Linked DNA regions of Homo sapiens: region 1 is linked to region 2. The links are chromatin contacts, found by Hi-C or POLR2A ChIA-PET in ENCODE. All regions are on one chromosome and are shown on one strand. Each heading gives the region's core, a stretch centred on a gene start or an enhancer-like site at or near the end of the contact. The rest is flanking DNA. Distances are from core to core; before and after follow the strand shown. Region 1 holds the start of ADSL (adenylosuccinate lyase). Region 2 holds the start of MGAT3-AS1 (MGAT3 antisense RNA 1).

Region 1 (5,580 bases), core at 1,433-3,932, 870 kb after region 2:
CACCTGAGGTCAGGAGTTCAAGACCAGCCTGACCAACATGGAGAAACCCCGTCTCTAAAAAAAAAAAAAAAAAAAAAACAACGAAAAAACAAAATTAGCCAGGTGTGGTGGCGCATGCCTGTAATCCCAGCTACTCAGGAGGCTGAGGAGGGAGAATCGCTTGAACCCGGGAGGTGGAGGTTGCGGTGAACAGAGATCACACCATTGCACTCCAGCCTGGTCAACAAGAGTGAAACTCTGTCTTAAAAAAAAATAAATAAATAAATAAAAGAAAAAGAGGCCGGGCACGGTGGCTCATGCCTGTAATCCCAGCACTTAGGGAGGCCGAGAAGGGCAGATCAGAAGGTCGAGACCATCCTGGCCAACACGGTGAAACCCCATCTCTACTAAAAAAAATACAGAAAATTAGCCGGGTGTGGTGGTGGGCGCCTGCAGTCCCAGCTACTAGGGAGGCTGAGGCAGGAGAATGGCGTGAACCCGGGACGGGGAGCTTGCAGTGAGCCGAGATCATGTCACTGAACTCCAGGCTGGGCGACAGAGCGAGACTCTGTCTCAAAAAAAAAAAAAAAAAAAAAAAAAAAAGAAGCCGGGAGGTCACTCAGCATCTAAGAAAGCCCAGAGGTGTGGAGGGAGAACACTGTCATGGGTGCTCCATAGGTTTTTGAGTGAATCTGTGAATGAAAGCAGGAATGGGAAGGTGACTGGAAAAGAAGTTATTGTCAAAGAAAAGATCTTGAAGCCTTGAGATCTAATCATGTACTTTTTTTTTTTTTTTCTTGAGTTGGAGTCACACTTTGTTGCCCAGGCTGGAGTGCAGTGGCACGATCTCGGCTCACTGCAACCTCCACCTCCTGGGTTCAAGTGATTCTCCTGCCTCAGCCTCCTAAGTAGCTGAGATTACAGACACCTGCCACCACGACCTGGCTAATTTTTGTATTTTGAGTAGAGATGGGGTTTCACCATGTTGGCCAGGCTGGTCTCCAACTCCTGACCTCAGGTGATCCACCTGCCTCAGCGTCCCAAAATGCTGGGATTACAGGTGTGAGCCACCGTGCCTGGCCCTTAATCATGTACTTGTAATAGTCTAGAAATATTATGGTTATTGGAAAAGTGAAGTTAACTCTCAGCAAATAAACTGGGAGTTAAAATTGGAATTCCTCCACAGGTCTCATTTTAGTAAGGCACTCAGAAACAAGTAATTTCAAAGCAGCATAGTACTGGGCTCAAGCGATCTTCCCGCCTCGGCCTCTCAAAGTGTTGGGATTACAGGCGTGAGCCACCACACCTGGCTTGAGTGTCTTTAGATTCCTCACGTAAAAGGCAGAGAGCTAGGAGTTAAGTGCAGGTGGAGAGGGTGCAGGCACCCGGCTCTTTTCGTTTGTTTTGTTTTTGAGACAGGGTCTCACTGTTGCCTAAGCTGTAGTGGCAAAATCATGGCTTACTGCAGCCTCAACATCCTGGGCTCAAGTGATTCTCCCACCTCAGCCTCCCAAGTAGCTGGGACTACAGGTGCACACCACCATACCCAGTTAATTTTTGTATTTTTTGTAGAGACAGTGTTTCATCATGTTGCTCAGGCTGGTCTCCAACTCCTGGACTCAAGCGATCTGCCCAGCTCAGCCTCCAAAGTGCTGAGATTATAGGCGTGAGTCACCGTGCCCAGCTGAGACACCTGGCTCTTACAGCTCCAGATGAACCCTTTCCTGTGTGATCACCCCACTGGCACTCCAGACTGAACAACATAGCAAGACCCTGTCAAAAAAAAAAAAAAGGGGGGGGGCCACTTGAGTGTTTCTATTTCTATTTATTTATTTAATTCTTTTATTTTTTGGAGACGGAGTCTCGCTCTGTCGCCCAGGCTGGAGTGCAGTGGCGCGATCTTGGCTCACTGCAACCTCCGCCTTCCGGGTTCAAGAAATTCTCCTGTCTCAGCCTCACAAGTAGCTGAGACTACAGGTACAGGCCGCCATGCCCGACTAATTTTTTGTATTTTAGTAGAGACAGGGTTTCACGTGTTGCCCAGGCTGGTCTCAAACTCCTAAGCTCAGGAAATCTGCCTGCCTCGACCTCCCGAAGTGCTGGGATTACAGGCGTAGGCCACCGCAGCCGGCTCACTGGGGGCGCAGTAAATGCCGATTTCCCTTGGGTATCTTCATTTCTCCTTAGAGCCGAGCTCGGTGCGCCGCGGGCAGGAGTGGGTGGGGCGACAGTAATAAGAGTAACAGCAAGCGTACACACGGCCTTCCAAGTGTGCCAGACACCGCTCTAACACTGAATCCGCACAACCCGAAAGGCAGGCCTTTTTTTTTTTTTTTTTTTTTGCTTTTTGTTTTTTAGAGACGGGAGGGTCTCCCTGTGTTGCCCAGGCTGGTCTCGATCTGTCGGCCTCAAGCGATCCTCCGGTCTGGGGCCCCCACAGTGCTGGGATTACAAGCGTGAGCCACCGCGCCCGGCCAAGGAAGTCTTAATGTACCTCTTTTCAGACAGGAAAACTAAAGTGTAGCGCGGCTAAGTAACGTAGGAAGCATCAATCATGTTTCTGGTCAAAGAAGCGAACCAAGTCAATTCTCAGGCAGAAGCAGCGGAGATTCTCCGCAGCCGGCAGCGCCCAGGGCGCCCGGAACCCAGAGAGCGAGACCGCGTGAAGGAAGTCCCGCCCCGCCCCGTCCTGCCCTGGCCTCCAGGTTTCCGCTTCCGCTCTTCCCTGGTCCAGTCCACCCTGGCGGGGTCGCAGGGTTGGGATGGCGGCTGGAGGCGATCATGGTTCGCCCGACAGCTACCGCTCACCTCTTGCCTCCCGCTATGCCAGCCCGGAGATGTGCTTCGTGTTTAGCGACAGGTATAAATTCCGGACATGGCGGCAGCTGTGGCTGTGGCTGGCGGAGGCCGAGCAGGTAACGGATCCCGGGCTGAGGGGCTGGGCCGGGAGGGACGGGCCCGCCCCAGCACGTGCCGGGCTCTGTTCCGGGCTGGGCTTAGCCACCCCGGAGCTGCGGCCCGGCTATTTTCAGCTGGGTGTTCCCTGTCCTGAGGAGCTGCGGCCCCAGGAAAGCAAGGGCAGGAGATCCGGGAGCCGCCACCTGTTGCCTCACGTGTTCTCAGTCCGAGAGGGTTCGAGACGCGGAGGAGGCTGGGAGAAATTCAGCCTGTAGTTTCAGGGAATTCATTTTGGCCATCCCCGCAGGAGTACGCTGCTAACCACAGACACCGAGCGCTTGTTTCGTACTGTTGTGCTCATTATTTCACTAATCTTTTCTTGTGTAATCCATGAAGATCTTGCAGGCTTGATGGTGTTTTTCCCACATTGCAGGGGAGAACAAAGCCCGGACAGCTTGTTGTTTGCCCTAGCCCATCCAGCTATTAAGAACGGAACTGGGATTTGAACCTGGGTGCACTCCAGAGCCTGAGCTGAGCACGTAGCCCCTTGGTTTTCCACAGTGCCTGTGTAGTTAGTGACAGGACTGGAATGCTTGTTTTCTAGGCCACCGTTTCTGCCTCACTGGCCTCCGCTTTGCCTCTTAGGAGAAGACTCCGGGTAGGGGTTTATTAAACGGGGTTTATAATTTCTTTTCTAAGGGCTGCATAGAGAACTTCTTAGCCCAGCGGTTTCAGAAATAGCTCCAGAAGAGTTGAAGCAAACTGAAGGTGATCCAGAGAGCGATAATGTTTCTCCTCAAGTTTCAGAGGAAAGTGCCACAACGAGCAAGTTGGCAATGCCCTCTCAAACGGCACAGTAAACATGGAAACAATTTGACTTCGGGCCTAGGACCTGTACCATGGAACTCTCCAAACAGGAAACTTTCATTCTAGATTCCCTCCCTCCCCTTATCACTGCCCTCCAAAATATTGGGCGATACACTACAATAATAGCAGACATTCAGATAGTGCCTTCTGAGACCCAGGTCTTAACCCTTTACACATGGTTGCTTATTAATCCTCCAAACAACCCTGAAGAGTAGGTATGAAATACTATGACTGTACCTGTTTTACAGATGGAAGAATGAAGCATCAACTTAATAAACTCTTGGCGTAGATAGCGATAGTAGTAGACCTTAATCATGTGTTGTGGTTTGTGATGTACTAGTGTGTACTCTTTCTATTTCATCTGATATTCTATTCTGTAGATGAGGGTAGTGGTACTCAAGACTTTGCCAGGGTCGCCAAAGCTAGTAAATGGCTTCAAGCTGGAATTGGAATGTAGAGTCTGAGTATGTGTTCTTTGTGTTGGCCTAAAATGCATACAATTTTGGCTTTGGATTATCTGTTAGGGTGTCAAAATTACCATAAATTGCATAATAACTTAGTAGCTAAGAAAAAACTTGGAGAATAAGAGATTAGGAGGAATGCAGAAAATTTGTAGTAAGGAAAGTATGAATTTTGAAAAGATAAATTGCTTGAGGGGAGGAAGCAGTATGGCCGTGCTGCCCTCTGCTGCTTTGCTTTGGAAGGAGCCCAGAGGTGTCATGTCTTCTGTGACTGTAAAGGTTCCAGGCAGTTCTGCCACATGTGGCTGCCGAGTACTTGAAATGCAGCTAGTGTGACTGAGAAACTGACTTTTTACTTTTATTTATATATTTAGGTTTTGAGACTGGGTCTGGCTCTGTCGCCTAGGCTGGAGTGCAGTGGCACAATCTTGGCTCGTTACAACCTCTGCATCCTGGGCTCAAGCTGTCCTCTCACCTCAGCCTCCCAAGCTGGAACTAGAGGTGCACGCCACCACGCCCGGCAAATTTTTGTGTTGTTTTGTAGAGATGGGTCTCACTGTGTTTTCCAGTGCGGTCTAGAACTTCTGGACTCAAGCGATCCACCGACCTTGGCCTCCCAAAGATGTGAGCCACCATACCTGGCCTGACTTTTTACTTATAAATATTTTCCAATACTTTTTAATTAATCAATTTAAATTTAAATAGCCATATCTGGCTAGTAGCTCCTTTCTTGGATAAAAAAGATCTAAGATGCAAGATCCTTCCCGGAGTCACTGTTTGCAAGTTTCAAGTGAGGTTTAAATCAGTTTCACCACTGTTTGTATTCAGCCCTTGGATCTAAGTTCCGAGCTGCCTGTGGGCTGCCAGCTATTTTTTGCAGCCTAATTTTTCCAGTGATGGATGAATGTAAGACATCAATGTGTTTATTTTCTCATCAATATCTCCTGGAATTGCTTTCAGTTGCACTCATTTGCTGTATATAATTTCCTGGCAAAACTACTTACAGAATTTCTAAATTTGGTTTCTGTAAATCCATCTAAGTAAAATGGCCACCATCATGCCAAGCACTAAGGATTAAGCAATAAATAAAACAAAGCTCCTCAAGAAGTATTCATTCTAGAGGGAAATGACAGGTTAATAAATATGTAAAAATGTCATGTGGTGATAAGTGCTGTAAATAAAACCAAGTGACACAGAGTGTGTTTTACATTGAAGTCAGGGAAGACCTCTTTGAGAAGATGACATTTGATTCCAGAGAGCAGAATGTGTGAGGGAGTGAACCAAGCAGAGGTCTCAGGCAGAAGGAACAGTCAAGAGCAGGATTATGTTGTTGTTTTATTTATTGGAGCTTTCTTTTTTTTTTTTTTTTGGAGAC
Region 2 (5,555 bases), core at 2,796-5,295:
TCATCTAACTGACACCTGGGCTCAGCCTCTAGGGAGGAAACTGCTGCCATAGAGCCTTGAAAGCCAGGCAGAGGGGACTAGACACTGTGCCTCAAGGCAGGTATGGGCCGGTGAGGGAAGGAGGCGGCAATGGCTGGGAGGGGCCCAGGCAGGGGTCGGGCAGCTGCAATGCGGGCTGGAGTCTTGGGGAGTGTGGGCCACAGGGAAGGGTTGGATGCATGTCACTCACAGGGAGGGCCAGGGCTTGTCAGTTTGACTCACTGAACTTCGGTTTTCTCCTCTGTGAAATAGCAGTGGGAGGCGGATGTCCACACGAGATTAGAGAACAGCTAAGATACTGAGCACAGCCCCGTCAGAGGGCGGCTCTCGGGGAGGCCTCAGATGTGCTGTCCTCTCATTCCCCTCCTTAGTCCTGTGTGTGCTGCTACCACAGAATACCTGAGACTGGGTGGTCTGTAAACAGCAGAACTTTCTCACGGATCTGGAGGCTGGGAAGTCCAGGGTCGAGGAGCTAGCATATGGCGAGGGCCCTCATGCTGCGTCATCCCATGGCAGAAGGGCAGAAGTATCCACACATGGAGACGGGCAGGGCTGACCGCATGCAGTTATCAGGAACACGATAACTAACCCACTTTGAGCCCATGCTGTTATCAGGAACAATAACTAACCCACTCCTACAATAGCAGCATAAATTCCTCCATGAGGGTGGAGCCCTCACGGCCTAATCACCTCTTAAAGTCCACACCTCAACACCACTGCACTGGGGATTAAATTTCCTACATGTGAACGTTGGGGGACACATTTTTCAGACTATAGCACCCCCTACATGATTACAGGCTGGCAAGGGGAAGCTGTGGACACAGGGGCTTGGGGATCCCTGGGCCTGTGGCCAGGCCAGGCTAGCTGGAGGCCAGGATCAGGCAGACAGCAGCAAACAAACTCCCCAAGGAGGTGGTGCAGGTGGCATGGGACCCCTCGCTTGCTTGTCTCCAAGTTCCGGGTGATCGGGGCTAGGGGAAAATAATGGGGGTGGGGGGATGGAAGTTAAGGGGAGGAGGGGGGATGGATGAGGAGGGCAGCCTGGATGGAGGTGTGTGGGCAGGGGGCAGATGGATGTGGAGTGCCAGCTCCAGGGTAGATCAGGGCAAGGTTCTGCAGTGTGGGTCAGGATCCAGGGCCTCCGGAGCCTCCTGGAGTCTGGGCCTCACCTTGGAGTTTTCCTGACTTTTTGGACCTTGAGCCTCCTTTAAGCTGCAGGAGACCCAGACACGGCGCACTGTCCAGGGTGACCCGTTCCTGTTGGAGTTGGGTAGTGGTGGGAAGGGCTGCCCTGGGTACCCTTGGCCTTGCAGGGAACTCTGGGCTCTGGGAAACATAATTTCAGCCTGGCCTTGCAGTGTGCCACCGGGGTGCTCACATGGTTTCAGGCTGGTGAGGGGCTTAGGAGGTTGGCAGGATGGGCAGATGCAGCTTTCCTGGGCAGCGAATCCGATCATCTACCAGAGCTGGAGAGCCCTGTGACCTGAAAATGGCAGGCCCATGGGGTCCTGATGGCAGTGGGGGTGAGAGGGACCCTTGCCTTGGGCAAGGCTGAAGGCAGCAGCCTGGACTTTGCCCCTGAAACTCTGAGAAGCCCCAAGGCCGCAGGTGGGTGTGGACTCTGCTGCTGTCACTTGCCAGCTGCGAGTTTGAGGCCCTGTGTGCCTGTGGGGGTGGAATGAAGCGAGGCCAGTAGTGCTACAGTCTTCACATCACCCCCAACCCTCTCACAGCCCCAAGCACCTTCCCTGCACACTGGCCCAGCCCTCACGGGCTCCCACTGCCTCCTGGCTCTGCACACAGCAGGTCTGTGGTCATGTGTGGCCCTGCAGAGGGGACCCTTTTCCTCTCCCTGAGAGATAAAGAGCCCTGTGCCTGAAATGCCACCAGCAGTACTCATTCCTCTGGCTAATCCCAAACATTCACTGAATATTTGCTCTGGGTGCTTCGGGCAGGAGCCACTGCTCACTTCTGGCCTGGCCTGTTCCCCCAGGCCAAGTTTACATCTCTCCATTCCAGGCTTTGTGTGTAAGAGGCAGTCAGAGCCCTCGGGCCCTCCTGAAATGTGCATATGCACCACTAGCCCCGGCTGGGACATCCGCCCTCTGCTCCCTGATAAGGTCCCTCTCTGCCTGGACTGGGGACTGAGGATCCGAGATGGAAAAGCCCCAGCCCAGCGCCCCTGCCTTCCTGGAGTCAGAGAGGCCTGGGTTCTGCTTGTGGTGCGGCCTTCACCAATCACCCCCTCCTCAGGGCCTCCATCTCCCTGCTGGTGTGGAGTGAGGGATGAATTCACAGCAGGGCTTGCCAGGCTTTTTTTTTTTTTTTTTTTTTTAACTGTAGAAGCTTTCCTTCCAACAAAATCTTGCGAGGAGCTCAGTGTCTGAAATTGAAAAGCTGGGAGCATCTTCTTGATTGTGTTTTTTGGGGGCGAGTCCCTGGGCTTTGTTTTCTCTCCCCCTTCACTCCACCTCTCTCTCAGGTCCTGGGGCACCTGGAGGGGAGTTCCAGGGACCTGGCTGGGAAAGAGCTGTCCTCAGTGCCCATGGGACCAGTCCATGGGATGTGTCTGTACATCTGTGTATCGGGCCCTGAGGCCCACCTTTAGCCCACCTCCCCTCCCGAGGTCTCCTTCTGCCAATCACCTGCCTAATGCCCCTGCACCCTGGTGTCAGGCAGCCCCCCAGAGCTGCATCCCTCCCTCCTGTAGTTAACCAATGCTCTATGAGCCTCTCTCAGCCAAGACCTTGGCATCAGCTCACCACTGCCCCGCCCCTGGCCCTCCCCTTCATCACGGGCCGTCTCTCAGGCTTGGCGCCCTGGGATGCTCCCTTGCTCCAGCTCTGTGACTGTCCCCATGAGGGTCCTCCCTCAGTGCAGCCCCATCTCTCCAGCGGTGCTGGCACGATGGACCCGGTTGACTCCCTGCCTCCTGCCCTCTCCGTTCAGTCTAAACTGCACAGTCTAACGTAGGAACCACTAGAGCATGCAGCTATTAAAATTCAAATTAAATTAAGCTGGGTATGGTGGTGTGAGACTTGTCCCAACTACTCACGAGGCTGAGATGGGAGGATTGCTTGAGTCCAGGAATTCACATACAGCCTGGGTAACATAGGTCTCGTCTCTAAAAAACAAAAACAAAAACATTATGGAATGAGCCTCTGGGGATGAGGAGCTGATGTCCTGAATGGACCAGTGACCAGTGCAGGAGGGGTGGAGTCCTAGCAGGGGTAGATCCCAGCTTTGGGAACCAACTTTCCCAGGCACTTGCCGGCCACTCCGTGGGAAAGTCCTCAGGCAGCCTGCAGGGAGCTGGGATCAGCTGATGGGGATGGGTTTGGAGGGGAGAGAGTGGTGCACAGGGACTGGAGGTGGGGGAGGGGTGGGGTTGCCATGGAAAGGGCTCTTGGGATGGGTCTTGGGCTGAGCCTTTGGCAAGGCCTCCACCCTGGAGCTGAGCCAGCAGAGAGTGGGGCTGACTCCATGAGGCCCAGACTCTCGTGGGTATTCTGGTGGCCTGGGCACCCTGTCTTTCCTGAACCCTGCCTGCCTAATCTAAGAACTGCTCCCCTTGTAGCTCTGTCTCTCCTCTGTTGGCCTAGTTTCTTCATCCATGGGTGGGCACAGCAGAAGCTGTCTCACCTGCTCCATGGTGAACGGGATTTGCAAGGATTTGACTCTGGCCATCCAGGGAAGATGGAGTCTTTGACCAGGCCTGGCCCCTGAAGCAGACTTCTTCCTTCTGAGCCTGCTGGGGAAGCAGAATTCCTCGATGCTGGGTGTCATGGTCTACCAGGCCCTCCCTCGCCCAGGCCACTTGTGTTGAGCCTGGAGCAGAACCCCCAGATCTGTAGTCCGCCTGTCAGCTTGGGGAGTCTCCGTTTCCGTCTGTTTCATTCCCATCAGCTGTGTGTGGCTGAGCAAGTCACTTAACCTCTTGAGGCCTCCATGTCCTCATCTGCAAAATGGAGACACACATATCTGCGTCCCCGATGACCACCAGTAGCTGGGATGATACGTCGACTGCAGAGTGACCACTTTGTGTAGGCGTCCCTGTGGATGGTTGTCAGTCAAAGGAGTGAGTCAGATGATGAGAGGGGAGGACAGCAGAGCAGCAGTTGTTTCTTCAGTCTCGCCGGGACTCCAGGATCGGCCATGTTCTGCAGCCACCGCCTCTACCTGTCTCCCCATGTGGGATCCTGAAACCTCAAGCTGCATTTAGTTTCAGAGTCCGGGGAGGTGCTCACTGTCTTCTGACTCCTGAGATGCCGACTCCCTCTGCCATACCCCAGGGAAGGAACCAGTAGCAGAAGCTCCAGGGAAACTGATGAAGGTCAACAGAAGGAAGAACTTCTAGCAGCCCAAAGGGATTGGAATGGGCGGCCCGTGGGAGTGGACATGCAGAGGCACTGGCCTGGGGTGAAGCCTTGGACCAAATTCTTACTTGCAGGCCCTCTGGACCCAGGAGAGGAGTCTGCAGGCCTCGGCTGGGCCGGATTCCGCAGATTCTGGCCTAGGTCCTGAATGCCTGGTGAGTTACTGAGAAAGGCCCTACAGGCTGAGGGTGCCAGTCAGGGTGAAGCAGCCCCGCAATTGGCCCACCTCCTTTTGTACCTTAACAAAGGTGTCTTTGTTACCTTTCTTAAAGGAAATAAAGCCGGTCAGGAGCAAGGCCTGGCATATTCAGGGGGTCATCTGTATTTGGTCGTCCAGCGGGAAACCCAAATGGAAGGAAAGAAAAAAAAAAAAAACCATGCATTTATAGAACCTCTGCCAATGGCCAGGCTCCATGCAGAATGCTTTGACACCGTGGCTCAGCCAGGTCTCCCACAGGACTGCAAAACAGAGGGTGACATCTTTCTTTTAGATCGGAGAAGACTGAGGACCAGAGAAGCTAAGTAACTTGCCAAAGGGCACACAGCAAGTAAGTCATGGCACTGGGATTCAAACCAAATCCTCCAGACTTCCAGTAACAGTGGAGCCGGCGTGTCCTGAGCATCTGTTGTGTGCTTAGGCATGGTCCCTAGCTTTTTGCGGGGATTAACTCACTCAACTCTCACAACAACCCTGTGAGACAGAAACGGTTATACCTCCGTATCGTGGAGGGGGAAACTGAGGCACGGGGAGGCAGAGTGACTTGCCAAGGCCACAAGCAGTGTTCGGATCTGGCCATTGTGGCCACTGGCCTACCTTGTGCCCCAGGAGCTGCTGTACATGGCAGGGATTGCTGCAAAGATGTGCCTCCTGCCTTCTTTTTGGAGGTGGCAGAGCCCTTAGGTCACATGGGGCAGGACCAGGCCGGGTGGAAGGTGAGCACAGGGAGACGGGCTTCAGCGCGAAGCCCTTTCGTACAGTTGAACTAACTCCTGGAGAGGTAGTGCGGGTCCACCCCAAGGTGTACCAGGGCTGGGGGCAGTGGATGGGCTACTTCCTGCCCAGAAGTAGAGACTGAGGTTGTTTCTGGCATCCTCCAAAATGCCCCTCATGGACATTACAGGGATGCCCTGAGTGCCCAC

Evidence for each region. A loop is a pair of places that touch in the nucleus more often than their neighbours do. ChIA-PET counts read pairs that join two places held with the same protein, here RNA polymerase II (POLR2A). Pooled maps may share reads with other maps.
Region 1: POLR2A ChIA-PET joins it to region 2 with 16 read pairs in WTC11. The contact joins the promoter of ADSL here to the promoter of MGAT3-AS1 in region 2. A Hi-C loop is called at or near these places in 1 of 50 pooled maps. POLR2A ChIA-PET finds 5 or more read pairs at or near these places in 3 of 52 experiments (AG04450, WTC11 and activated naive CD8-positive, alpha-beta T cell).

Annotation. Positions count from the first base shown.
Region 1 is chr22:40,343,818-40,349,397 of GRCh38, forward strand. ADSL (adenylosuccinate lyase) reads left to right here and starts at 2,683. Exons shown (of 13, transcript NM_000026.4): 1 at 2,683-2,894. The coding sequence starts at 2,742. RefSeq lists silencers at 383-555, 2,936-3,025 and enhancers at 2,198-2,711, 2,712-3,225, 3,226-3,738.
Region 2 is chr22:39,472,777-39,478,331 of GRCh38, forward strand. MGAT3-AS1 (MGAT3 antisense RNA 1) reads right to left here and starts at 4,046. Exons shown (of 2, transcript NR_126469.1): 1 at 3,682-4,046; 2 at 3,031-3,163. The region is part of intron 1 of MGAT3 (beta-1,4-mannosyl-glycoprotein 4-beta-N-acetylglucosaminyltransferase); the gene reads left to right. RefSeq lists a silencer at 580-937 and an enhancer at 1,103-2,032.